Regions from separate parts of the Homo sapiens genome. Here all the other regions are linked to region 1. A link is a loop called in an ENCODE intact Hi-C map of the cell type or tissue named here. Cell type or tissue: IMR-90. All regions are shown on one strand. Each heading gives the region's core, and the rest is flanking DNA. Links, peaks and the distances in the headings are about the cores only.

Region 1 (7,788 bases), core at 1-5,000:
TAATGCCTGATGATCTGAGGCAGAACAGTTTCATCCTGAAACCATTCCCCACTCTGCCCCCCGAATCTGTGGAAAAATTGTCTTCCATGAAACCAGTCCCTGGTGCCCAAAAGGTTGGGGATCACTGGTATAGAGGCACACTGGCACACCTATGCTCTGGCAAATCTACCTCCCAATTATATCTAAGGGGAAGCCTTGCAGTGTTCCTAGAGATGCACCTGAGAATGTTCATAACAGCGTTGTTAGTAATCACAGAAACAGCCCGACTTCCCCTTGATAGGAGAGTGGCCTTGTGGTATCGTCACAGAACACAGCATTCTAAACCTCTGAAAGCAAATGGACCGCAGCTACCGGCCACAGCGTGGGCAAAGCTAAGACACATAAATGCTGATAAAAAAAAAAAAAAAAGTTCCAGCGACTACAGTTTCATACCTTTAAAAAATTTACTTATTTATTTTACTTTTTTTTTTTTTTTTTGAGGCAGACTCTTACTCTATTGCCCAGGCTGGATTCCAGTGGTGTGACCTTGGCTCATTGCAACCTCCACCTCCTGGGTTCAAGCAATTCTTCTGCTTCAGCTTCCCGAATAGCTGGGACTACAGGTGCTCACCACCATGCTCAGCTAATTTTTGTATTTTTAGTAGAGATGGGATTTTACCATGGAGGCCATGTGATCCTCCCGCCTGAGCCTCTGGAGTAGCTGGGACTACAAGCACACCACCACACCCAGCTTTTTTTTTTTTTTTTTTTTGTAGAGATGGGGGTCTCACTATGTTGCCCAGGCTGAGATTACAGGCATGAGCCACCACACTTGGTCAATACCATTTTTTTTTTTTTTTGGAGACAGTGTCTTGCCCTGTCACACCCAGGCTGGAGCACAGGGGTGCAATCTTGGCTCACTGCAACCTCTGTATTCCAGGCTCAGGCAATTCTCCTGCCTCAGCCTCCCAAGTAGCTGGGGTTATAGGCGTGTGCCACCATACCTGGCTAATTTTTTGTATTTTTAGTAGAGACTGATTTTTACCATGTTAGCCGGGCTGGTCTCAAACTCCTGGCCTCAAGTTGATCTGCCCACTTCGGCCTCCCAAAGTGCTGGGATTACAGGCGTGAGCCACCGTGCCCAGCCCATACCTTTTTAATAATGGTTTAATGCCAAGAAAAAGTAAGTAATACATATCTAAACATTTATACTGCACTGAACTATACAGACAGAGCTGTAAAGGGCACATACAAAATTCAGGATGCCTCTGGGGAGGGGAGGTAGGGAAGGGTAGGGGAGACTCAGGAATTTGGATTTTGTTTGCAGGCAAAGGAGGGGGCACTGTTTCTAAGAAGAGTGATGATACCACCGTATTTTTGAAAAATGATGAAACAGCGTGGGGGAAACTGCTATGTCTTCCATATTCAGGCTTTTTCTTCTCCAAGCCCATTTCCTCCCTAGCAATGATAAGAGGAAACACTCCCGGTGAGTCAGATGCTCTCTAAATATTTTTGCTCATTGAATGTTGACACCAGCCCTGTGTTTAGTATCATACTGGGAACACGCATGAGGAGCTGAAGCACAGACAGGTTAAGTGGCTCGCCCAGGGTCATACAGCTACTCAGTGCTGGAGCCGAGATCACACCAGGCTCTGCTTCCCCACCAGAACCATGAGAGGTTGGGAGTGACCCTACTGGACAGGGATATCTGAGGTGGGAGGGGCTGTGTGTGTGTTCATGCTGAGGCCGGCATGCTTAGAACATCAACCTCAATTTTCCTCCCCACAGGGTCTGGCGGGGAGGCAGGGAGCAAGGTCGTTAAGGGTGGGCAGGGTGAGGGGGAGATTCCCTGACAGCCTGGGTTCTGCCCCTCACTTGCTACAGCCCCATGCAAGCCTCTTGGCCTCTCTGAGGCTCTGTATTCTCACCTGTCAAATGGGGGTTGTCCTGGGTGTTACTTCAAAGGCTGATGAGAAAGGAGTGAGTGGGCTGGCTCGCAGCCTGGCGTGACAAGCAATGCATAAATGTATGCCGTATGAGTCACCTGTCCACAGTGGCCCCAGCAGCTCTCTCTAGCAGGGCTTGGCCAAGACTAGGCCCTCAGAGTGTAAGAAAACTCCTGGTTTGGTGCCTAGCACACTATAGATGTGGCAAACTGTGTCCAAGAACGTTTTGATGGGAGCCTGCCTGGATGACAGAAGATCAGAGTGTGCTGGAATGTCCCACCCTTTCCAGCTTCCCGCAGCCAAGCCAGGCTCTGGGGTGATCATTCCCATAGCAACCACCAGGGGTCAGGGCTGGCCACTTCTGCCTTCTTCCCTCATCCTAGCGCCTGTGGGTGGCGATGACATCCCTGCCATCTATGAGGTGGAGCATTTCCAACAAGAGCAGGTCTGAGGCCCTGGCTTGACTTTCCCAGTCCTGTTAAAGAAGAACATTGGTAAGTGTGTCCATCCATCTGTTGGGCTGTCTGTTGTTCTAACATTCACCCATCCATTTATACTTTTGTCCATTCATCCATTTATCTGTTCATTCTTTTGTCTGCCCATCCATCCATTATCGCTTTATCTTCTATTTCCTCATCTATCCACTCATCTGTTCCTTCATCCAGCCATTCATCTGACTATCCATCTGTCCATTGTCCTCCACCCGTCATCCATCCGTCCAGCCTCCATCCATTCATCCGTCCATCTATCCATTCTAATGTCTGCGTGTCCATCTGTCCATCTATCCATCCATCCCTCCATCCATCCATCCTTCCTTCCTCCTTCATCCACTCATCTGTCCATTCTAATGTCTGTGGGCTCTTCTCTTCATCCATCCATTCATCCATCCATCCATCCATCCATCCATCCATCCATCCAATGTTCAAACACCTGTCCATCTACTCTCTGTCTATCCAACATGCAGTGAGACCTTCTGTTGAGCCAGGACTTGCTCAGCTCCAGGGTACCCTATGAAGGAAGGAGACCCAGTTCCCGTTTCTGCCACTTCACTCCCCCACCTTTGGCTCACCATTTGCTGGGGAGTGGAGAAGTATCAGGCAGTGATAACATAATGAGATGTGTGTGGTCAAGCTCGGAGGTGCAAAAATGTCATATTAATTTTTATGTCACATTAGACTCCAAGGCCTCTCATCCCCTGCATGGGTAGGAAATTCAACTCGTCCTTTATGGAGAAGGCCATTGGGTTAAACAAAAATCTGGGTGGCTTAGGTTGCTTGCTCCTGGAAGGAAAACGGGGGAAGGGCCTGGGGTTAGACTCCGTGGTCTCAACGTGGTTCTCTACACCCTCCAGGCTTGGTCCAGGGAAAGCTTTGCTAAGGCTGAGAAGCCTGCTTCTCAGAAGCACGCCAGACCTGCTTTCAGGCTGTGCCTGGCACAGTGGGAGCCTCTGGTCTCAGACAGGCCCTGCATTTGTTCCCTTACCCAGGAACCCAGGCTGCAAGAACACAGACCTCTCTGGAGTGCCTGGAGCCTGTGGGCTTGGCTGCTTCCGCTAGCAGATGTTAGAGTGGGGAGAGAGGTGTCACCCAGCCTGGCCCGGGTGGTGCAGGGCAGGAGGGTTTCCTGTGGGAGGTGACTTCTACACCAAGACCACAGTGTTGAACAGGGTTAGGCAGGAGAAAAGGGAGGGGAAGTGGCACAGGCTTGGGGTTGGGTGTGGTGGGGGTAGAGAGAGAATGCAGGAGAGTGGGCTTGGTGAGCAGAGTGGCGGTGGGAGGAGCTGGAGAGAAACCAGAAAAATAAGGAAGAGCCAATTATGGTGCTCGGGAAGTAGGGAGATACTGAAGCTCTTTGACCAGGGGAGTTCCTGATCCAAGTGGTGTTTCAAGAAGATCACTCTGGCAGGGGGTGGAGGCAGGTTGGAGTGGCATCCAGGGAGGAGTAGCTGTCCTAGATTGTGCTTGGGCATCAGCAGCAGGTGATGATGAGCCACCACACCTGGGTCATGCTGCCAGCAGGAATAAAGGGAGGGGCGAGGCTCTGGGAGGTGCTGGGAGGTAGAACCCACACTGCAGGTCAGGTGAGGGTGAGGGTGAGGTTGGAGCATCATCAAGGCTGATGTCTTGGACTCTTGGGTAGTTGGGGTGGCCTGTCTGTAACTAAGATGGGGAACCCAACGGAGGGAAGAGAATTGGTGATGTGTGTGGCTCGGTTTGATTGATAGATTGGTGGATTTTCAGAGACAGGATCTACTCTGTTGCCTAGGCTGGAATGCAGTGGCACAATCAAAGCTCACTGCAGCCTCAAACTCCTTGGCTCAAGTGATCTTCCCATCTCAACCTCCTGAGTAGCTGCAACTACCGGTGTGCACCACAATGCCCAGCTATTTTTAAATTTTTCTGTAGAGATGGGGGTCTTGCTTCATTGCCTAGGGTGGTCTTGAACTCCTGGCTTCAAGTGACCCTCCTGCTGCAGCCTCCAAAAGCATAAGGATTATATGTGTGAACCACCATGCCTGGCCTAGTTATTTATTTTTAAGCATTAAAAAATGGTAAACATTTAAGCATTAAAAAATGGAGAATACACAGGATATGCCCATAGTTTAACAAAAATGATAAAGCAAATCCCTGTGTAACTACAACCCTGGTAAAGAAAGAGAACATTGCCACCACCCCAGAAACCCCCACCGCCAATCCTCCATCACAACCTCACTGTGCTGGAGAGGGAAACGTTATCCCGACACTTAGAGGAATCTCTCTCTCACTTTTATTTATGGTTTTACCACCTGTACAGTTTTAAACAATACAGTTTTAGCTCTTTAGTTTTAGTTTTAAAACAATACAGTTTTAGTTTTGCTTATTTTGGAAGATTACATGAATGAAACCCACCTTCTTTTACTCAATGTTATGTTTGTAAGATTCATCTGCATTGCTGTATGTAGAAGTAGTTTGTTCCTTTTCAATGCTGTATACTATTCCAATATGTGAACATACTATGATTTATTAATCCATTAATTTCCTGGTGGATGTTGGGATGTTTGCAGGTTAAGGCTGTTACCAACAATGCTACTATAAGCATTCTTATAGGTGAGTAGCGGTACAAATATGCATGTACTTCTGCAGGCTATGTATCTGGAAGTGGACTGTCTGAACCACAGGTCATGAGCATCTTCAATGTTACTAGATAATGCCTGCTTTCTAAAGTGGTTGAACAAATTTACAACCCCTCCTAGCCATCCTCCACCCCCTCCTAAGTGTTCCACAGAGCCACACTCCGTATGGCTAATTTGGGGAAATCTCATGGGTGGGTCGTGATGGCTCATTGTTATTTTAAGTTGTATTTCCATGGCATGTATTTATCGGCCAGTTGGATTTCCTCTTTTGAAGTGCCTATTCAAATGCTTTTCCAGCTTCTTATTGGGTCATTTGGCTCTATAGCAGACACATCTGGGGCCAGCATCACTCTGATTTCAGCCTCCATGTCATGGAGCCTCCCACTGCCAGAAAGCCAGTCTTTCCACATTCTACCCAGGGACTCATCCAACCATGTGGGAAAGCCTGGAATGGTGGAGAAATGCCCCAGCCTCCTGACCTTCATGGAAACAACCCTGGAACTCTCAGGGGTCTTGGAGGTCCCAAAGGAACCCAGTCTTCAGTACCTACAGCAGTGACCTTGACAATGCCCGTGAACTGGGTTTCTACCTCCCTCCCCCACCAACTCTGCTGCTGGCATGACCTTCTAGATATACTGCCTGTACCCAAGTCCTTGTCTCAGGCTCACTCTTCATTTCTTCCTTGTCGATTTGTAGGAGCTATTTATGTATTCTGAATAGTATTCCTTTGTCAGTTATATTATTGTCAATATATTCTCCCATTCTATGAGTTTTCTTTTTCACTTTTTTTTCCCTGCCGTCTTTTGACAAACAGACATTCTTTAGTTTAATATATTCTAATTGATTAAACTCTTACTTCTGGTTAGTGTTTTTTTGTGTTTTTTTTTTTTTTTTCAGAAATCCTTCCCTGCTCCAAAGTTTATGTTATGGCTTGGAAGTTTAATAGCTTTTCACCCTTAGGTCTTTAATTGATTTTGGTAACTGGTATGTGCTAGGGTCAAATTTCATTTTTTTTCCCGTAGGGATACCCAACTGTTCTAGCACCATTTATTGAAAAGTCAACTCTTCCTTCAATATTCAGAAATGTCACCTCTGTCATAAACCAGGCAGCCACATGTGTATTAGACTGCTGGTGAGTGCCCTATCTTGTATATTTCTGCATGTCTTAAATTAGTTCTCAATTAAGTTTTAGAATTTTATCTGGGTTTTGCACATTTCTAGTTAGATTTATTTCTCAGTACTTGATATATTTTGAAGTATTATAAATGATGGTCATATTAGTTATCATGGCCATGTAACAAATCACTCCAACACTCAGTGGCTAAAACAACAAAATTTATCTCCCCATTTTTGTGGGCCAGGAATCCAGGGGTAGCCTAGCTAAGTGGCAATGGCTCAAGGTCTCTTATGAGGTTTCAGTCAAGTTGGAGGACAGGGCTGAGGTCTCATCTGAGGGCCTGACTGTGGAGGTGATCCACAGGGCTGCCTCATGACATGGCAGCTAGCTTCACCCAGAGCAAGTGATCTGAGAGAGAGAGATAGTATCAGAGAGAGAGAGAGAGAGAGAGATAGTATTCAAGATGGAAGCCACACTCTTTATAACCTAATATCAGAAGAGACATCCCATTATTTCTGCCATATTCTATTCATTAGAAGTGAGGCACTAAATCCAGCCCATACAAGAAGATGAGATTACCCAAAGGTGTGAATACCAGGAGGTAGGGTTCACTGGGAGACTTCCTTAGAGGCTGCCTATTGCAGTGATTTTTTAAAAATCTTCATTTCCTGATTCTTATGGCTACTATATAATTTTACATAATTGTTATTTTTTTTTGAGATGCAGTCTCACTCTGTTGCCCAGGCTGGAGTGCAGTGGTGCCATCTTGACTTACTGCAACCTCTGCCTCCCAGGTTCAAGTGATTCTTGTGCCTCAGCCTCCTGAGTAGTTGGGATTACAGGCACATGCCACCATGCTCAGCTAATTTTTGTATTTTTAGTAGAGATGCTGTTTCACCATGCTGGCCAGGCTGGTCTTGAACTCCTGGCTTCAAGTGATCCACCTGCCTCAGCCTCCCAAAGTGCTGAGACTGCAGATATGAGCCACTATGTCTGGCCTCACAATGAAGTTTTAATATTGATTTTTGTATTCAGCAACCTCGCTAAACTCTCTCATTGAATATAATAGTTTATCTGTGGATCGCTTTGCATTTTTCATATACTCGTCATATCATCCGTGAATGATAAAGTTCATTTTTATCTTTCCAATCCTTGTATGTTTTATTTTATTTATTTTCCTTGGTACACAGGCCAGGTCTTACAGAACAAGAGTTTAACAGCTGTGGTAATAGTGAGCTTCCTTATCTTGTTGCCAATCTCCAAGGAAAAGTTTTTAACAGTTTCACCTGAAAGTATACTATCTGTTGTAGTGTTTCATATACCTGTATATTAGATCAGATATTATCAGATTTAGGGAGTTCCCTTCTGTTTCCAGTTTGCTAAGGGTTTTTGTTTGTTTTAAAATCATGAATGAATGTTGAATTTTGTCAAACATCTCTTTGCATATATTGCGATCATTATTAGAATTTTCTACTTTGATCTTTTAATGTCATGAATTACATTACTTTTTTTGGTAATGTAAAATATGTATTGCATTTGTTAAACCTAACATTATCCTTTTATATGTTACTGGATTTAGTTTACTAATTTTTTAAAAGAATTTTTGCATCTATGTTCTTGAGAAAGAGTAGCCT
Region 2 (10,728 bases), core at 2,626-7,625, 270 kb after region 1:
TGCTGCAATAGCTTTCTTTTTTTAGCTTTCCTGATACTGAATGAGCAAAGAAATTTAGCTTCTTTTAGTCTCAGAGCCTCATTGCAATCCAAATGTCCATTATATGTCTTCCCGGGCGCAGAGCACTTCGCCCCTAGGAGAAGAAGCCTTCCCTTCCCCGGAACACAGAAATAGCTGAAGCCAATTTTAGTTTTTTGTTTTATTTTTGCTTTTTGTTTTGTTTTGATTTTTCCTTCCTGTCTCATTTCAGTAATAGCAGAAAGATATCCAATATAAGGTCCGTGAACCATTTATAGAAAATTAAAGTGCACCTCATGACAGTCAGTGCACATCATGACAGCCAGCATTGTCTTTCTCTGGAGTTCTGCTCCAGGTGTATAATTGCATGTCATTAACTTTCTATATCTCACCAATTCACAAACATAGCTTTTTTTTTAACCATCCCCTCCCTTAACAAATTTAAATTTACATAATTGAGGCCGGGTGCAGTGGCTCACACCTGTCATCCCAGCACTTTGGGAGGCTGAGGTGGACGGATCACTTGAGGTCAGGAGGTCAAGACCAGCCTGGCCAACACGGTAAAACACTGTTTCTACTAAAAGTACAAAAAAGATTAGCTGAGCGTGGTGGCACGTGCCTGTAATCTCAGCTACTCCGGAGGCTGAGGCACGAGAATAGCTTGAACTGGGGAAATCAATGCCGCAGTGAGCTGAGATCACACCACTGCTTTCCAACCTGGGCAACAGAGCAAGACTGTCTCAAAAAATAAAAAAAAGAAAAGAAAATACATAATTGAATTCACAAAACAAATTTAATTGCTATGTATATGAAGACAGACAAATGCATGGAAAAATATTCTGTGACGTATTCTTTGGTTTTATAACAAAAAAGGCAAACAGACACTTTTACTTTACCTTGTTCTTATCTTAATATAATACATAGGACCATATCCACCTCTTTATTTCAGAAAGTATTTGAACAGTTTCTATTCTGGAGGATTAGAGATTTCCTTGAAGCCATTACTACTCTACAACTTTATACTGTGATGGGCAGCAAAGATAATATTGTGCCTGATCACAAAGAGGAGACACAAGCCTTTCCAGAAATGTCTACGCTAAAGACACACACCAAAAATAAGGAGTTTACTAATCTATATTCTCAGCTTGAGTATTTTGTCTGCTTCCACTTCTAGACTTAAGATAAGGCTACGTTCCTCACCCTCCTTCCTCCAGCACTTGCTTCATGCAGTTAAAATGGAATGAATGACTTTAGTTAAAGCGTCAAAAGAGTCTCACTAAGGAGATACTAATTATAGCTGTTTTCACGAAGCTCTCAGAAACTCCAGCAGGGGGCTCATTCATTCCTGCTGAGCTGCTACAGACCCTAAGATTATGTTGTCTACATCAGCCTTAGAAATTTCCCACAAGCAACACTCCTCCCACACCCGCCGAAGTCATACACCAGTTACAGTGGGAGGGCAACTGTGTAGGTCACTACAAAGGGAACTGTTAGTTTCATCCCCACATTCCCCACAAACATTTAAAATAAAATCAAGGCAGGGTGCAGTGACTCACTTGTAATCCCAGCACTTCGGGAGGCTGAGGCGGGCAGACCACTTGAGGGCAGGAGTTTGAGACCAGCCTGGCCAACATGGTGAAACCTTGTCTCTACTAAAAATACAAAAATTAGCCAGGTGTGGTGGCGCATGCCTGTAGTCCCAGCTATTCAGGAGGCTGAGGAGGAAAGATGGCTTGAACCCAGGAGGCAGAGGTTACAGAGAGTTGAGATCGTGCCACTGCACTCCAGCCTGGGCAACAGAGTGAGACTCTGTCTCAAAAATAAAATAAAATAAAATAAAATAAAATAAAATAAAATAAAATAAAATAAAATAAAATAAAATAAAATAAAAACAAGTGGGGCAGGTGAAGCTCCCTTAATTCCTCCCTAGGAAATTCTATAAAGGCAGAGTACAATTTAGAAAATCAAACTGGGGCTCTGGCTCACGCCTGTAATCCCAGCACTTCGGGAGGCCGAAGCAGGTGGATAACCTGAAGTCAGGAGTTCAAGACCAGCCTGACCAACATGGTGAAACCCCGTCTCTACTAAAAATACAAAATTAGCTGGGCATGGTGGCACATGCCTGTAATCCCAGCTACTCAGGAGGCTAAGGCAGGAGAATCACTTGAACTTGGGAAGAGGAGGTTGCAGTGAGCCAAAGATCATGCATTGCACTCCAGCCTGGGCAACAGGAGTGAAACTCTGTCTCAAAAAAATTTAAAATAAGAAAATCAAACTGGACATCCAAATGATAATTAACTTACATATGTTCATTCATTACCATTGCTGTTACCAGAAAATGGGTCTTGTCCCAGACCCCAAGAGTGGGCTCTTAGATCTCACTTTCTTGGGAAAGAATTCAGGGCAAGTTGCAGAGTATAGCGAAGTTAAGATAGTTTGTTAGAGACTATTACGGAGTAGGGCTTCCTCAGAAAGCAAGAGGAGGAATGCCCCTACTTTAAACTTTTTATTTATTTATTTATTTAGATACAATATCTCCCTCTGTCACCCAGGCTGGAGTACAGTGGCACTATCATGGCTTACTATAGTCTCAACCTCCCAGGCTCCATTGATCCTTCCACTTTAGCCTCCCAAGCAGCTGAGCTAGAGGTACATACCACCACGCCTGGCTAATTTTTATATCTTTTGTAAAGACAGGGTTTTTTCATGTTGGCCAGGCTGGTCTTCAACTCCTGAGCTGAAGAGATCCATCCATCTCAGCCTCCCAAAGTGCTGGGATTACAGGCATGAGCCACCATGCCTGGCCAAGAATGCCTCACCTTAAACATAGTGCTTGCTTATATAGGTTGTTAAGAATAGCATACTTCATTACAAAGACTTTTGATCAGCTTGTGACGGGCTATTAGTATTGTTATTTTCCTATGCTACTACTGATTTCCACAAGAATTTATATGTGTACTATTATCTTTAAAGCAAAACCTATTCTTAAACTAAGAATGCATTTTGTTCTTGAAATATTGGGACGTTTCCATAAGTTCTGGGTCTTTATTTGGTAAGTTAGCATCATTAACTCATCCCCTCAGCCATAAATATCTTGTGACCAACAGTACCAACCCCCTGGAAATGGGGAATGCTACCCAGCAGGATTGGCTTTACCCAGCCTTTATTCAAGATGGAGTCACTCTGGTTAGGACATCTCTGACACTATTAACTTTCTATCTCAATGTCTTTCCTTCTCTCACTGCACAACCTTAGATAATTAATTTGTTAATTATCAATCTCATAAATGAAACAAAGCTGATCAGGGCACATGGCTGGTCTGGATGTTCCCAAGGATGTATTGCAGGTGGCAGGAAGGACCGTGGACCCAGCGTCCACTTTCCCAGGGGTCGATCATAAAACAATTTGCACCATGGTACTGGGGGCCAGAAGGGCAAAAGGGAGCCATGTGATCAAAATAATCTTTCCTAGGCCAGGCGCGGTAGCTCACACCTGTAATCCCAGCATTTTGGGAGGCCAAGGCTGGTGGATCACTTGAGGCCAGGAGTTCAAGACCAGCCTAACAAAACCCTGTCTCTACTAAAAATACAAAAATTAGCCGGGCGTGATGGTGTGCACCTGTAATCCCAGCTACTTGGGAGGCTGTGGCACGAGAATCACTTGAACCTGGGAGGCGGAGTTTGCAGTGAGCCAAGATTGTGCCACTGCACTCCAGCCTGGGCAACAAAGTGAAACTCTGCCTCAAAATAATAATAGTAATAATAATAATCTTTCCAACAGGTAAAATATTTTCAAGCTGAAGGAGTGGAAGTACTGGCTAGTCATATGTATAGATCATCAAAGAACAAGGATGAGCTTCTGGAAGCGAATTCTGGCAGCTGGGCTTACCTGCTACTCCCTGGGAGCTTTTTGACGTCCTTATTATTATTATTATTTAATTTTCTGTCCTGAGTAGCTGGGGCTACAGGTGCTTACCACTACATCTGGCTTTTTTTTTTTTTTTTTTAGTACAGACAGGGTCTTTCCCAGGCTGGTCTCAAACTCTTGAGCTCAAGTGATCCTCCCGCCTCAGCCTCTCAAAGTGCTGGGATTATAGGTGTGAGCCACCTTGCCTGGCTGAGATTTCATCAAGCTACTTAGAACATCGTGCAACTTAGAATTCATGAATTGTTTATTTCTGGAATTTTCCATTTAATATTTTTGGACCTTGGTTGACCGAGGGTTACTGAAACCTCAGAAAGCAAAACTGTGGATAAGGGAGGATTACTATACTGCCATTAAGTTGTATTTTAAAAATAATTTCAAAAATTGTATTCAAGTAATATGTGTATTCAATTAAAATTTCATCCCTTCAATGTTTTATAAGTAATTCAAATACCAGAGTGGTAACCATCTTCTAAGAATATTAGCTACAATCCCAATCACTGTTTTTCAAAAAGATGTTGTCAGTCCTGCTTCTGAAATTTCTCTCCAACAGGCCTCCTCCTCCCATTCCCACTGCCCCAACCCAGCCAGGCCCTTACCTTGCACTGCTCCGGGACACCAGCCTCCAATCTGAGGGTTTCCTGGTGTCTGGGCTTCCATGCAGCTGTCAGAGTGTTCTTCCTGAAAAGAAACTCCATCTGTGCCATTTTCCGAGCAATACGTTTTACTGGGTTGTCCTGTAGCCTTCAGGATAAAGTACAAATTCCTGAACATGACACCTCGGATGAAGTCCGTCCCCTCCTTCCCAGATTACCACCTGCCCCTTTGACCCTGCCCTTTGGTCATCAGCCACAATCAGCTGCTGTCTCCACCAAGCCTCACCAGCTCTCCAAGCCTTCACCCATGATGCTGTCTGCCTGGACTGCCCTCCCTCCCATTCCTCTGCCTACAAGATCCGATATGCGCTTCAGCCTCCAATGTTAGCTCACCAAAATCTTCCCTTTGAATTATGAATGCAGCTGGCTGCAAACTCCTCCAAGTGACCAGAGTGTCCTATAATCACGTCTATTATAGCATCTTTGATTTAGGGGGTGATTTTTGTTTTTTTTGTTTGTTTGTTTGTTTTTCTTTTTCTTTCTTTCTTTTTTTTTTTTTTTTTTTTTTTTGCATTTCTGTATTTCCTAAGAGAATGTGAATTCCTAGAATCCTAGGAATTCTCATCTGATTTTTATTCCCAACGTCTAGCACTATGCAAAGCAAAAAGTAGGTACCCAATAACTGCTTTTGGAATGAATAAATGAATCAATGAATGGTACCATGCAGCTGCCAAAGTGCTTTCTGCAAAGCAACTCTGACCTTGTTGCTCTCTGAGCTGTGCTCCTTCCTGGGTGATGAGGTAACACTGGAAGCTATTAACAGATAAGAAAGAGAAAAAAAAAAGGAGGGGAGAGATCTCTGGGTCTCTGACAAATTACTTATTTTCACTGAGTTTCTGTTTCCTCATTTGTAAAACAAAAGTGCTGTCCGGATGAGCTCTGAAGGCATCTTCCAGTTCTCAAATTCCAGCCTGCTTGGCTCCTGAACAACTTTCCCAGAGTCTCTGGCAGCTATAACCCAAGTCTTAGCACCATCTAGTGATAAACAGGCACACAGCGGGGAGGGAAAGCCGGGGAGTGGGGAGGGCGGATAAGAGAAGGAAATGCCAACTTTAATTATATTATGAGCCGGCAAGGAATTAGGTCAAACCTGCAAATACAAAGTTAAACCAAGAGACCTAACTTTATCCTGGGGATGGAATAAATAATTAGCTTCAGAACATGGATGAAGTAGACAATTATAGAATGCCTGAGACATGGAAAAGGCAATAAAACAATTCCTGTGTACCCTGGCCCTCTTGTTCTTTTATCAATTTACTGCTTGTTACTGTAATTAAATATTTTTCTTGGGAGGACATGTACTTTTGAAGGGCCTATGGCATGGGACTCCAATAACTCAATAAAACCACAAATTAAGTATTTATTAAGAATATATATGTATTTTCAAGTTTCTTCCTTACTATTTATTTATTTATTTATTTATTTATTTATCTGAGACAGGGTCTTGCTCTGTGGCCCAGGCTGGAGTGCAGTGGCATGATCACGGCTCACCGCAACCTCGAATCCCTGGGCTCAGGCGATTCTCCCACCTCAGCCTCCTGAGTAGCAAGGACTACGGGGATGTACCACCATGCCCAGCTAATTTTAAATTTTTCAGCTAGGCACAGTGGCTCACGCCTGTAAATCTCAGCACTTTGGGAGGCCAAGGTGGGTGGATCACAAGGTCAGGAGTTTGAGACCAGCCTGGCCAGCATGGTGAAACCCCGTCTCTACTAAAAATACAAAAATTAGCTGGGCATGGTGGTGCGTGCCTGTAATCCCACCTACTCAGGAGGCTGAGGTAGGAGAATCTTACCCCGGGAAATGGAGGTTGCAGTGAGCCGAGATCGCACCACTGTACTCCAGCCTGGGTGACAGAGCGAGACTCTGTCTCAAAAAAAAAAATTCCAGTAGAGATTGGGGCCGGGGAGGTCTCACTATGTTTTTGCCCAGGCTGGTCTTGAACTCCTGGGCTCAAGTGATTCTCCCACCTTGGCCTCCGAAAGTACTGGGATTACAGGTGTGAGCCCCAAGCCCAACCTCTTTACCTTTATTGGAGTGTGATAAGACCAAAATATGACTAATTAACACTATAGGAAATAAGGATAATTCTGAGAGAAGCAGCGAAACAATAACAAAATACTAGTGTCTACATTCTTTTCTTTAAAACCTACTGACCTACACATTTTTATTAACCTAGTATTTGTTTGCTAAATGACTTTCTAGTTGCCAAAAAACAAGAATAAACAAATCGACTGAACAAATGACAAAAGATAAAGAAACAATTGAGCATTGAGTAACAGAAAACTATGTTGAGATTTTGCTAAAATCTGTCCCCAGGGCTGTCCTGAGACCATCTTCTGGACAAAGCACACATGTAAAGGGGTAGGTACTTTATAGATACTTTGAGCAATAAGGGCCTTTAGGCCAGCTATGGTGGCTCACGCCTGTAATCCCAGAACTTTGAGAGGCTCAGGTGGGAGGATCGCTTGAAGCCAGGAGTTTGAGACCAGCCTGGACAACAAAGCAAGACCACATTTCTATAATTTTTTTTTTAATTAGCCAGGCATGGTGGTGTGCACCTGTAGTTCCAGCTTCTCAGAAGGCTAAGGTGGGAAGATCGCTTCAGCGCAGGAGGGTGAGGCTGCAGTGAGCTATGATTGCACCATTGCACTCCAGCCTGGGTGACAGAATAAGATACTATCTCAAAATAATAATAATAAAATAGGCTGGGTGCGGTGGCTCACGCCTGTAATCCCAGCACTTTGGGAGGCTGAGGTGGGTGGGTCACCTGAGGTCAGGAGTTCGAGACCAGACTGACCAATATGATGAAACCCCATCTCTACTAAAAATACAAAAATTAGCTGGGCATGGGTGGCACGTGCCTGTTGTCCCAGCTACTAAGGAGGCTGAGACAGGAGAATTGCTTGAACCCGGGAGGCAGAGGTTGCAGCGAGCCAATATCATGCCATCGCACTCCAGCCTGAGCGACAGAGCAAGACTCCATCTCAAATAATCATAATAATAAAATAAGGGCCTGTGAGTGGGGAGCAAGTGAAATCAGTCCTACATTTAGGCCATTTCTAAAGTGAGATTCCATTGTAATGCATAATTACATTTGCAAGTCGTAATAACCTATGTCTGCATGTACATTACCTTATAAACCTGTTCTTACTCATCCATTTGGAGTCTAATGGAACCTGTGTAACCATTTATTGACTGATACATTATATACACAGTAATGATTATTGCATAACCCCAAGAACACAGAGAGTACAAATCTGAAACTGGACCATTTCACTGCAGTGCCATATTTTCCAAACCCAAAATAAGGCCACTTGTACTGACAAGAATGTGCACATGACAAAAGGAAAACGAGGTCTGATAACACACAGCACCTCCAGGTGACTTCCCTCTTGGCACATTTATAACCTAGAAGTGTTTGAAAAAGGAAGAAACTGCAGAGGGAAAAAGCAAGTCAGCGTTTTTTTTGCCTGGAGTTGGAATCCAATGGTTGGGTTTTGGAGACTGCTTTGAAGGAAAACGATGACTCGCTGGGCAGGTGCGTTTCAGACACTAACAAACATAAAAGAATGTAGGGAGTTATGGGTGATGGACTCATGAGACAGGTCTGTGCCTGATTTTTCTATTTTGCCTGCTATTAACTATATGCCTCAACCTGTAAGCTTACAGACGTATTTCTTTTATGGCTGATGCAGTTACATAAAGGATGATACGTTTCATTTGGATAAACTCAATTTTATCTGAAAAATCCAAAAGCATTTCAAACATACAGAGTTGAAAGACAAACTTTTTTTTTTTTTTTTTTTTTTTTTTTTGAGACAGGGATTTACTCTGTTATGCAGGCTGGAGAGTAGTCTTGTGATCGCAGCTCACTACAGCCTTCACCTCCCAGGCTCAAGGGCTCAAGATATCCTCCTAGCTCAGCCTCCTGAGTAGCTGGGACTACAGGCGTGTGTCAACAAGCCTGGCTAATTTTTGTATGTTTTGTAGAGATGGAGTCTCAGTATGTGTTGCCCAGGCTGGTCTCAAACTTGTGGGCTCAAGCAATCTGCCCGCCTTAGCTTCCCAAAGTGTTGGGATTACAGGCATGAGCCACCGCACTTGGCCAAAAAACAAACTTTAAACAAATAATAATTTTTAATTATAATAATGCTTACATAGGTAACCAAAGTACTTCAGGAGATGATCCATTAGCCCAGCGCAAAGCCATCAGCTTCATAATAAAACCTTGGCAAATTTAAAACACCTGCAATTCATTTCATGCCTCGTGATTTAAAGTATATTACATTAATGTGAAAAATTACCTTCTGAACTCACACTCATTGAAGTGTAAATGTGCTCTCCTTCCCCCCCGGCCCCCGCCACTTCCCCATTTCATCCTGAAATTCCATTTGTAAATTCTGTACATCCACAGATGCCGTAGTCATTACCTCGTTTTTTGTTGATAAGTCTTCTCTGCCTAGAGGTTTTTATAAGAGTTATTTTTCCTGTAATGAATACTCAGCAGTTCAGGCCCATCTTTTCAGCTGGCTGGATGCTAGTGTCCCTTGATTAATGGACCTGCCAACTCGATGAGGTGATACCACACCAACAAAGGCTCAGCCTAGAAAATGTCACCTCTTATCCTGGTTGTCCAAGCACTTCTGTTTTATGAGCTTTGTGTGCCTCCCAGATGTGCCTAGTATTTCATTTTGGGTTTTGTTAATAAGAAGGCAAGTAACATGAAAGCAGGTAATTGGATTATTTAATGCAGTAGAAATAATTTCTTTTGTTCAAATAATGTGCTTCATATGATAGACTTTTTTTTTTTTCTATTTTTCATTCCTGTCAGCTTAACTGCTACTTAACCATTTAAGTCAATGTATAGGTCAATACAAACAACATTATTTTTTCTGCCTGGAGAGAAAGGCTTACAATAAGAATTGTTTGAGAAGGAAAAAAAAAAGTCCTCAAATAAAAACATTTTGCTTTTTAAAAAATTTGCTTTAATAAGACAAAGACATGGAAACCCTAGTTAAAAGTTAAAGTTGTGAACTTTGGTAGCAAATTTTGCTTGTACTTTTTTTTATAGAGACAGGGTCTTACTATGTTGCCCAGGCTGGAGTGCAGTGGCGTGATCTCGGCTCACTGCAACCTCCACCTCCCGGGTTCAATCGATTCTCCTGCCTCAGCTTCTCAAGTAACTGGGATTACAGGTGCCCGCCACCATGCCTGGCTCAAATTTTTGTATTTTTAGTAGAGATGGGGGTCTCAGTATGTTGCCCAGGCTGGTCTCGAACTTGTGGGCTCAAGCAATTCACCCATCTTGGCCTGGCAAAGTGCTGGGATTGCAGGCATGAGCCACTACGCCCGGCCTAAAAAATATATATTTTGCTTTAATAAGACAAAGACATGGAATCCCTAGTTAAAAGTTAAAGTTATGGCTGGGCACGGTGGCTCACGCCTGTAATCCCAGAACTTTGGGAGGCCAAGGCAGGCAGATCACCTGAGGTTGGGAATTCGAGACCAGCCTGACCAACATGGGGAAACCCCGTCTCTACTAAAAATACAAAATTAGCCGGGCATGGTGGCACACGCCTGTAATCCCAGCTACTCGGGAGGCTGAGGCAGGAGAATTGCTTGAACCTGGGAGATAGAGGTTGCGGTGAGCTGAGATTGTGCCATTGCACTCCAGCCTGGGCAACGAGAGTGAAACTCCGTCTCAAAAAAAAAGTTGTGTACTTCGGTTTTTTGTTTGTTTGCTTGTTTGTTTGTTTTTTGGAGACAGGGCTTCACTATGTTGCCCAGGCTGGAGTGCAGTGGCTGTTCATGGGCATGCTCATGACACACTGTACCCTTGAACTCCTGGGCTCAAGTGATCCTCCCACCTCAGCCTCCCAAGTAGCTGGGACTACAAGTACAGGCTCCAGCTCCAGGTGCATGCGCTTTTTATTTATCATTATTATGGCCTAAGATGGCTGCTGAATGTACTTTTTATGTTGTTGATAAGATTCCATTTCTTTTTTTTTTTTTCTTTTGAGACGGAGTTTCACTCTGTTGCCCAGGCTGGAGTGCAATGGCACGATCTCGGCTCACTATAACCTCCGCCTCCCAGGTCCAAACGATTCTCCCGCCTAAGCCTCCAGAG
Region 3 (8,746 bases), core at 1-5,000, 57 kb after region 1:
GCCTGCCCGGGAAGGGTTAATCCCAGAGCCGTCCAGGTCCTGTCCACTCAACTTCCACCTCCATCCTCTGAGGAAATGGGTTTTCCAGGAGCTTGGCCTGGGCAGCGGTGACTCGTGGCTCCACACGGAAGTGACTCAGGTCCCCCGGGAGAAAGCGAGCCGTGGGTCCCCACTGCCCACCGTGCAGAGGGGCAGGGCTGAGCCAGGTCTGGAGCTGGAGCCCTGGGGGTGGGGCGGGGGATGGGCTGGTGGTGGGGTGGGGGTCTCAGCTCAGACAAACCCTGGCCACCTTCCACTCTGCTGGATCCTTGGGGAACCCCATGATGTGGCCCCCATTGTGTCAGACTGGACTGGCCTGTTCTGTCCTGTGTGTGTTTACGGAAGGTCTGAGGTCAAGGGCGGCTGCTCTGGAAGCTGGGGGTTGTGGGGGCTTCCTTGGGCCTCAGCCCCAGCACCCTCTATCCCAGGCTGGATTCTCTGCTACTCTCCATTCTCCTCTCCTTCCCTTTGTGGGGATTCTAAAGCCGGGGAGTTGGGAAGGATGTGCATCTCTGGGGCCTTTATCAATGCCAGCTCTACAAGGAGGGGGAGACTTGGCACCACGCTCGTGTGATCTCAGAACACACAGCCTTCCCCAGCCTCAGTGTCCGCATCTGTAAAATGGTAGCAGTGAGACCCGTATCACAGGGTGGTTCTGAGGGTTTGGTGTGATAACGTGGATGTCACCACTAACATTATCATTGCGGGGGTGTTGCTAGAATGCCCCCTGCTCAGCCACTCCCTCTGGCTCTGTGTGAGCAGAGGCAGGGCCCTTGCCTGTGGGGCCGTGGTTGGTACTGAGCGCCTGATGGCTGAGGCCCTGTAGCGCTGGGGATCTGCGGCTCCAGAGGCAGAGACAGGTCAGGTCCCAGGGGTCTGTGCGGAGACTCATGCTACATCCCTGGCGCCTGGGTGGGTGGGTGGGCAGGTGGCAGGTGTGTGTGCGTGGGGCAGACCTGGAGGGGTGGCATAGGCAGGGATGAAGGAGGGGCGCTAAGTGGACAAGCGTGACAGTGTCCCCCTGCCCAATCTGTGTGGCAACTTTCTTGTCCCCAGCCCAGCTCTCCTGTCCCAACGGGCTTCTGGAGGAGGGAAGTTTTCTGGGTGGGGTTTAACCTTCCATTGCACTCTCCCGGAAAGGAAGCTTCATGCTCTAAGAATTTCCCCTCAAGGTGCTCTGGTGGGTGAGCTGGTTGCTGGGGGCCGTACGGGAAGAGGGGGAAACAGGGAGGAGGGGCCTGTGACAGGCCCAGGGGGCTGAGTTAGGGGCAGGCATGAGCTGTTTAGAAAGTACAGAGATACTTAGCTGAGACTGATGGCACCTGCCTCTAAGCCGTTTACAGGTATCAATTCATTTAATTCTCACAATGACCTTTGAGTGAGGTTGACTTCTTTATTCTTCTTTACTAGTGAGGAAAGCGAGGCCCAGAGAAGGTGAGTAACTAGCCCAAGGACACACAGCTAGTGAGGGAGTCAGGATTTGAACCCAGGCAGTCTGGCTCTAGAGTCTACCCCATGGGTTAAAGGAAGCCAGCCAGCCCCTCCCCTCAAGCCTCAAGCATGTTAATGGAGCCAGGGCTGTCCACCTTGGAGTAGTTGTTCAAACAGCTGAGGTGGAGTGGGGATGACTCAGGAAGTGGCAGGGACAGTTGGTCCCTTGTGTGTGTCTGGATTTCTTCCGTGGAACCCCATGTTGTCGCTTCACTTGTTTCCTTCCAATGATGGGGAGCTCTCTACCTGTACTCCCCTCCTTTACTCTCAAGGGCCAATCCAGGAGGGCTGAAGTGACACGGTGGTTCTGCTTTGTCCTTCAGCCATGCCTACTGACAGTGAAGGCTCACTTTGAAGGTCAGTAAGCCAGGGAGATGCATGGATTCTGGCCAGTTCCTTCCTTGCTTGCTATGTGACCTCAGGAGGTCACTGGCCCTCTTTGGGCCTTGGATCCAAATTCTCCAAATGATTTGTCAGCTTCGAGTTTACAGGTAGGGAGTGGTGGTAGCAGTGAGGGGCTGCTTGGAGGAAGTGGCATTTGAACTGACAATCAGAGGGGGACAGCAACAGAGACTGACAGGAAACAGAAGGAAAGAGGGGGTCCGGAAGGGACATGTCCCTGTCCCCGGATGTTGGGTTTCCTTCCAGTGGTCAGAGGTGGCAGGAGGCAGTTTCAAAAGGAATCAAAATGCTTACAAATCACAACCTGGGAAATGGTGCCCTTCCCTAAAACACTTTCACATCCTTCTTCTCAAAGGGCTCTGTGATGCCACCAGGGCAAGATGATGTGCCTATTTGACCTACGACTGAACTGACAAGGCCTGAGAAATTGGGGTTCCATTCCACATGGTGGGACGCAGGGAACTGGCTCTCAGTCGAAGGGGCCAGGTTTATTTGAGGGAGGACTGGCCCAGGAAGGAGACATTGAGCTCCTGCCTGGGACACCCCTTCTTTTAATGCTGCTCTCAATGATTTGGTTCAAAAGCCACCTCTTCCTGAAAGTCCTCCTTGGTTTCTCTTAAACTCAGACTCCACGTGTGTTCTCCGGCTTGTGGCCGATGACTGCCTCTGTCACTGTGGCCAGCTGCCGCGCCACGCAGGATGAGGTTCTGTCTGTGTCTGTGAGCACCCAGCTCTGCCACAGGGCCGGCTGGCCATAGGGAGGGCCAAGCCTTCTGGCAAGTCTACAAGTGCCAGGGCCACAGGTTCCCTGCCAGGCACTATAGTCCTGACCAGGCAGGGAAAGCCCCTGGCCTCGGGAGCATTTTTGGGCAAGTCATTTAACTCCATGGGCCTCAGGTTCTCCATCTGTGCAATGGGTCAACAGCAGTGCCCACTTCAGAGGGTTGGAGTGGGAATCAATGCAGATGCAGGGGTGGGATGGGTCAACACAGAGGCTGGCAGATAGTAGCCGCTCAGCTAATAGAGAGCTTAGGGGGTCAGATTTGCTCCATCCTTGCCAGGGCGGGGCAATACCGAGTCCTTGTCCCCAGCAGAAACCGTGGTCCCTTTGCTGTTCCAGATGCTCTGGACCCTGGGTACTGGCTCCCCCTGGCGGTCATGATAGGAAGCGCCCTTCCCCTCTGGCTCCTGTAGAGGGCGTCGCGGATGCATTGATCCTTTAGTTCCTTCACTGTCCATCCCCACAGCCTTTATCCAGCAACCTCTGTACAGCCAGGGCCTGCCCACAGAGATGGATCAGGTGCTCCCTGGCTGACCAAGGAGGAGGGAATGCACGTCTCCCACTACCTGGAGGAGGCTACTGGGGGTGGGGAGGGGCTTTGGCCAGTGGTGTGAACCAAAGGAGGCTGGGACTGACTCTGGAGGGAGTTGAGGAGGGCTTCCTGGAGGAGGTGTCCTCTGAGCTAGGTCTCAGGAATGATGATAGGGAGGTAGCTGGGGAGAACTCTGGGAGCCCCCTTTTTTCTGTGTTCCCTCCGGGCCTGGAGGGGCAAGGTGGTGACGGTTCCAGGTAGAACCCTCATGCCAGATTCTAGATAAGATAATCCCGTCACTCTGGGTTCAGGAGGGAGGTACTACGATTAGCCCGATTTTGAGTGACTTACACAAGGTCCTGCAGCGGGCAAAAGGTGGAACTGAGACTGGAACTCAGCTGGACTCTGGACAGCCACTCCCCCGCCTTTTTTTTTTTAAAGCAGGGTCTCACTCTGTCACCCAGGCTGGAGTGCAGTGGCGCAGTTATAGCTCACTGCAGCCTCGACCTCCTGGGCTCAAGTGATCCTTCCACCTCAGCCTCCCTAGTAGCTGGGACCACAGGCATACACCGCCATGCCTGGCTAATTTTGTTTATTTATTGTAGAGATAGGGTCTCACTGTGTTGCCCAGGCTGGTCTGAATTCCTGTGCTCAAGCGATCCTCCTTTCTCAGCCTCCCAAAGCGCTGGGATTACAGACATAAGTCACCACGCCTGGCCTCACTGCCTCTTGGGGAGCGGCCTCTGGCCGCTCTGGGGAGGTCCATGGGCTTTTTCCACACTTGCTTCCCCACCTCACCTCCCACATCCATGCCACACTGGCCTCCTCTTCTGCAGGGCCAGCCCAACCACCACACAGTCCACACTCCCAGCTAACACTCCTGGTCTCTTCCAGGTGGTGACTTCCAAGAGTGACTCCGTCGGAGGAAAATGACTCCCCAGTCGCTGCTGCAGACGACACTGTTCCTGCTGAGTCTGCTCTTCCTGGTCCAAGGCAGGTCTTCCCAGGGGTGCCCTGGGCTGTTGGAACTTACGTTAAAATGCCCCTGTGCCTAGGGTGGCTGCCAGCACACATGCTAACTCCTTTAGGCAGTTACAGCTCGGCTAGTGGAGGGTACCTTGGAGAAAAGCAAAAGACACTCCTTCCTTCTGGCAGGTGCAGCCCTGCAGTGCACAGCTTAGGGTATGGAATATGGATGGGGTACTGGCCCCACTCACCTCTGCAGCCAGAGCATTCTTGTGCAGTGTACCACCTGCACAACCGTCTATGTCAGCCATGGCCTCATTAAATACTTCATTGCTGTTAAAAATATGTTTTCCCCTTGAAATTACTATTCGTTTTCAGTTTCCTCTTTTTTTTTTTTTTTTTGAGACGGAGTCTTGCTCTGTCGCCCAGGCTGGAGTGCAGTGGCGGGATCTCGGCTCACTGCAAGCTCCGCCTCCCGGGTTCACGCCATTCTCCTGCCTCAGCCTCCCAAGTAGCTGGGACTACAGGCGCCCGCCACTATGCCCGGCTAATTTTTTGTATTTTTAGTAGAGACGGGGTTTCACCGTTTTAGCCGGGATGGTCTCGATCTCCTGACCTCGTGATCCGCCCGCCTCAGCCTCCCAAAGTGCTGGGATTACAGGCGTGAGCCACCGCGCCCGGCCTCAGTTTCCTCTTTTTATAGTTTGATGCTGATAAGTTTTGAGTGGGAAAGACTAACACATTTTTGTAGACCCTTGGAATGTGTGTGAATCTCAGGCTCCAGGTTCACATGTACTCAGCCTAGGTCCTGTCCCCTTCCATGCCTCTGGTCAGCCCCTGCCACGGGGTCCCATCTGCAGCCTCTGCCTCCTCAGGTGCCCACGGCAGGGGCCACAGGGAAGACTTTCGCTTCTGCAGCCAGCGGAACCAGACACACAGGAGCAGCCTCCACTACAAACCCACACCAGACCTGCGCATCTCCATCGAGAACTCCGAAGAGGCCCTCACAGTCCATGCCCCTTTCCCTGCAGCCCACCCTGCTTCCCGATCCTTCCCTGACCCCAGGGGCCTCTACCACTTCTGCCTCTACTGGAACCGACATGCTGGGAGATTACATCTTCTCTATGGCAAGCGTGACTTCTTGCTGAGTGACAAAGCCTCTAGCCTCCTCTGCTTCCAGCACCAGGAGGAGAGCCTGGCTCAGGGCCCCCCGCTGTTAGCCACTTCTGTCACCTCCTGGTGGAGCCCTCAGAACATCAGCCTGCCCAGTGCCGCCAGCTTCACCTTCTCCTTCCACAGTAAGGCAACTTCCAGGCGGAGGGAACAACTGGGCAGTGGTCTAGAGGCAGGGAAGGCAAAATGCAAAGTGGACTGGGCTCACAATATCAGATCATGAAGACTGGGCTTTGCTCACAGGCACTGGGGAGCCAGTGAAGGTGTCTGAGGAGGGGAGGAGTGTAATCCAAGTGCTAGGATTACAGGCATGAACCACTGCGCTCGGCCCCACTGTCCCTTGATGGTTACTTTGTGGGCAGGCAGGGGTGAGGATGGAAGGGCAAGGGCCCGTCCTGAGGCTGCAGAGAAGGTCTTGGTGAAGGAGGATGAGGTCTGAATAGGGTGAGAGAGCAGAGACTGGAAAGGGACTGAAGATCAAGAGCCCCAGGAAGAATTCTTCCTCAGCATCAGTGTAGACTGTTTATTTCCTTTCACAGAGGAGGAAACTGGGGCACAGAGAGGATGCCCAAAGCTGCACAGCTAGCCAATGGGAGAGCCAGGATTTGAACCCAGCAGCTGATTGGAGTGGGGTAGGGGTGAGGGGCGGAGTATGAGAGGTCAAAGGTCAGGAAAGCAGTGGGGTTGACTCTGAGGTCCAGAAGCTGCATCTTCCCCCTTGAGTGTGACAGGTACATGTGGCCACTGCCATTCAGCACCATTAAATGCTGAATGGTGGCCAGGAAGGGAGGAGCATCAGAAGGAGCTTGAAGGTTTACTGGGGGGTTTTCATGTCTTTCCAGCACCTCAAGTTTGAGGCAGGGCTTTCAGGGGTGGGGGGCACAGCACTTTGATTGTGTCAGTGTAACAGGCTAATGATTATGTCCAGTGCAACAGGCAGGCCCAGGCCCGTCAGTGGTGGGGGGTTCCCCACACCCCAGGCTGGGATTCTGCCCCGCAACCTGGGAGGATTTAGGGCAAAGTTGATCCTAGTTGCAAATTGGCATTCTGAAGACCAGACTGAACTTGGTCTTGTTTGGCCTGTAGAGGGTTTTTAAAAAACATGGACCAGGGATTTCAAATCACCTAAAACCCAGGCTTTCTCGGTTATGCATTCAAAAGATGGAGCTACCCAGGGCCTGCCTTCCTCAGTGGCACAGAAAGTATACCCTCCAACCCCCACTGTTTGTCTTCCTCATCTGAGTCCCAGCTAATCCCTGGAGACACCTTAGTCGGCCGCCTTAGTAGGCCGCCCACGCTACCTGGGCAGAGGGGCCCGAGCCTGGAGTCAGGGAGGCTGGTGGGTGTGGAGTCCCAGGAACCACCACCAAGCCCCGCACATCCCTCCTAAGGAGGCCTGGCTGGGCCCTCTCTGCTCCGTGTGTGTAGCCGAAGGTGTCTGCGGAGGGTGCTGAGCAAGGCACATCCCACCCCATCCCGCTGGGGCTGGCATTGCTGGCGGGTTCTGTAAGACACAACCCCCACGGGTTGGCCTCATCTGAGTGGCCTTGGCAGAGTCCACTCTGCTTCTTGAAGCCTCAGTTTCCCCTTTGTAAAGTAAAGATCGAGGCATTCAGAGTCATGTCAGGGTGGTAGGGGGCAGAATGGGAGGGTCCTGGGACCTGAATCGGCAGCCTCGGCGGGGGCCTGTCCACCCCTCCCCCAGGTCCTCCCCACACGGCCGCTCACAATGCCTCGGTGGACATGTGCGAGCTCAAAAGGGACCTCCAGCTGCTCAGCCAGTTCCTGAAGCATCCCCAGAAGGCCTCAAGGAGGCCCTCGGCTGCCCCCGCCAGCCAGTAAGTTTGGCACCTGGGGCTGTGAGGGGAGGCAGGAAGGCATCAGAGATCTGGACCTGGGCAGGGTGGGACCTGGAGTAGGGGCTACTGCGAGGCCTTCCCTGGGACTGGAATGCTTCTTTGATTTCTCTTTCTGCCTTCTGGGAGTCAACACATGCCCCCCAGGCTGAGCCCTCTCCTGTCTGAGTCAGTAACCAACATCACATCCACCATCCCAAGCCCTCCTCCCCCTCATAAAGAAAGGATGGGTGGTCCACAGTACAGCCCAGCAGACCAAGGCTCAGAGACGGCAGAGCCGCTCCAAGGCCACAGAGTAGGTTGGCACAGGCGGAGCTGGGCCCAAACCCATGGTGCTGAGTCCCAGGACAGCCCCCACCACACCATTGCTCTCCTTTCCCTTGGCTCCCAGGTCCTGGCCTCCTCTGTCTGACCCTACCCCAGCTCATTCTTTCTCTCCCACACGCAGATGCCTGCTTTTCTCTTTTGTCTGCTCTCCACTCTCTCTTGCCCACCCCACCCCTCTCTCTGCCTCTGCCTCTGCCTCTGCCTCTTCCCTGTGTCTCTGTCTGAGTCTCTCGTCCTCCTGCCTCAGTCTCCCTGGTGGCCCGGCCCCCTCCCCACCATCACCACCGCTTTCTCCTCCCTGCCAGGCAGTTGCAGAGCCTGGAGTCGAAACTGACCTCTGTGAGATTCATGGGGGACATGGTGTCCTTCGAGGAGGACCGGATCAACGCCACGGTGTGGAAGCTCCAGCCCACAGCCGGCCTCCAGGACCTGCACATCCACTCCCGGCAGGAGGTCAGGGGCAGGCCTGGGCAGGAAGCAGATGCGGGTTGGGCCGGGGCCAGATGGAGGTGGGGGCTGTGAGCACTCCCTGAAGCTCAGTGCCGTCGCAGCCTCTCCCTGGGGCCTCCCGAGAAGGTTCCAGGCCCGAGGATAGCCATCCTAAGTCAGTAGTTCAACCGTGGGATTGAGGACCCTGTGTGGGCACAGTGGCAGGGTCTGCTTCCTATACCAGTCTCCTGGGGCCACCCGTGTGAACAGAAGACCAGCCCCTAAACGCCTGTCCACGCACCCCCCCCCCCCGTTTTTTTTTTTTCGAGACAGGGTCTTGCTTTGTCACCCAGACTGGAGTACAGTGGGGTAATCATGTCTCACTGCAGCCTCAAACTCCTGGTCTCAAGCGATTCTCCCACTTCAGCCTGTGAGCAGCTGGGACTGCAGGCTTGCTACCACACCTGGCTTTAAAAAATTCTTTGCAAGGCTAGGTGCAGTGGCTCACATCTGTAATCCCAGCATTTTGGGAGGCCGAGGCAGGCAGATCACTTGAGGTCAGGAGTTCGAGACCAGCCTGGCCAACATGGTGAAACCCTGTCTCTACTAAAAATATAAAAATTAGCCGGGCATGGTAGTACATGCCTGTAATTCCAGCTACTCGGGAGGTTGAGGCAGGAGAATCGCTTGAACCCGGGAGGCGGAGGTTGCAGTGAGCTGAGATTGTGCCACTACACTCCAGCCTGGGCA

What was found. A loop is a pair of places that touch in the nucleus more often than their neighbours do. Peaks named below come from ENCODE experiments on the same cell type or tissue, not always from the same donor. Only the 100,000 strongest peaks of a DNase experiment are listed, where the experiment ranks them.
Region 2: a loop joins it to region 1, with 3.0 times the contacts of the local background. A loop is called at or near these places in 15 of 110 quality-filtered maps.
Region 3: it touches region 1 in a loop (7-fold over the local background); 100 of 110 quality-filtered maps call a loop at or near these places.

What each region holds. Positions count from the first base shown.
Region 1 is chr16:57,589,306-57,597,093 of GRCh38, forward strand. The region is part of intron 1 of LOC105371291 (a long non-coding RNA gene); the gene reads right to left. It overlaps LOC107984889 (a long non-coding RNA gene), which reads left to right and starts at 6,050. Exons shown (of 2, transcript XR_001752212.2): 1 at 6,050-6,169. RefSeq lists a silencer at 334-403 and an enhancer at 3,607-3,686. In IMR-90, for the core only: a CTCF peak has its summit at 2,261 (motif pointing right); DNase peaks (open chromatin) are centred at 1,496, 2,006 and 2,266; H3K27ac peaks cover 521 bases.
Region 2 is chr16:57,858,188-57,868,915 of GRCh38, forward strand. It overlaps a transcript of KIFC3 not described here. Among named protein-coding and RNA genes, the nearest start is that of KIFC3, 61 kb to the left of the region's middle. In IMR-90, for the core only: a CTCF peak has its summit at 5,577 (motif pointing left); a DNase peak (open chromatin) is centred at 5,534.
Region 3 is chr16:57,646,114-57,654,859 of GRCh38, forward strand. It overlaps ADGRG1 (adhesion G protein-coupled receptor G1), which reads left to right. Exons shown (of 14, transcript NM_201525.4): 2 at 4,140-4,238; 3 at 5,087-5,509; 4 at 7,090-7,222; 5 at 7,873-8,020. The coding sequence starts at 4,175. Among named protein-coding and RNA genes, the nearest start is that of ADGRG3, 18 kb to the right of the region's middle. RefSeq lists a silencer at 5,091-5,491. In IMR-90, for the core only: a CTCF peak has its summit at 3,105 (motif pointing left); a DNase peak (open chromatin) is centred at 3,108.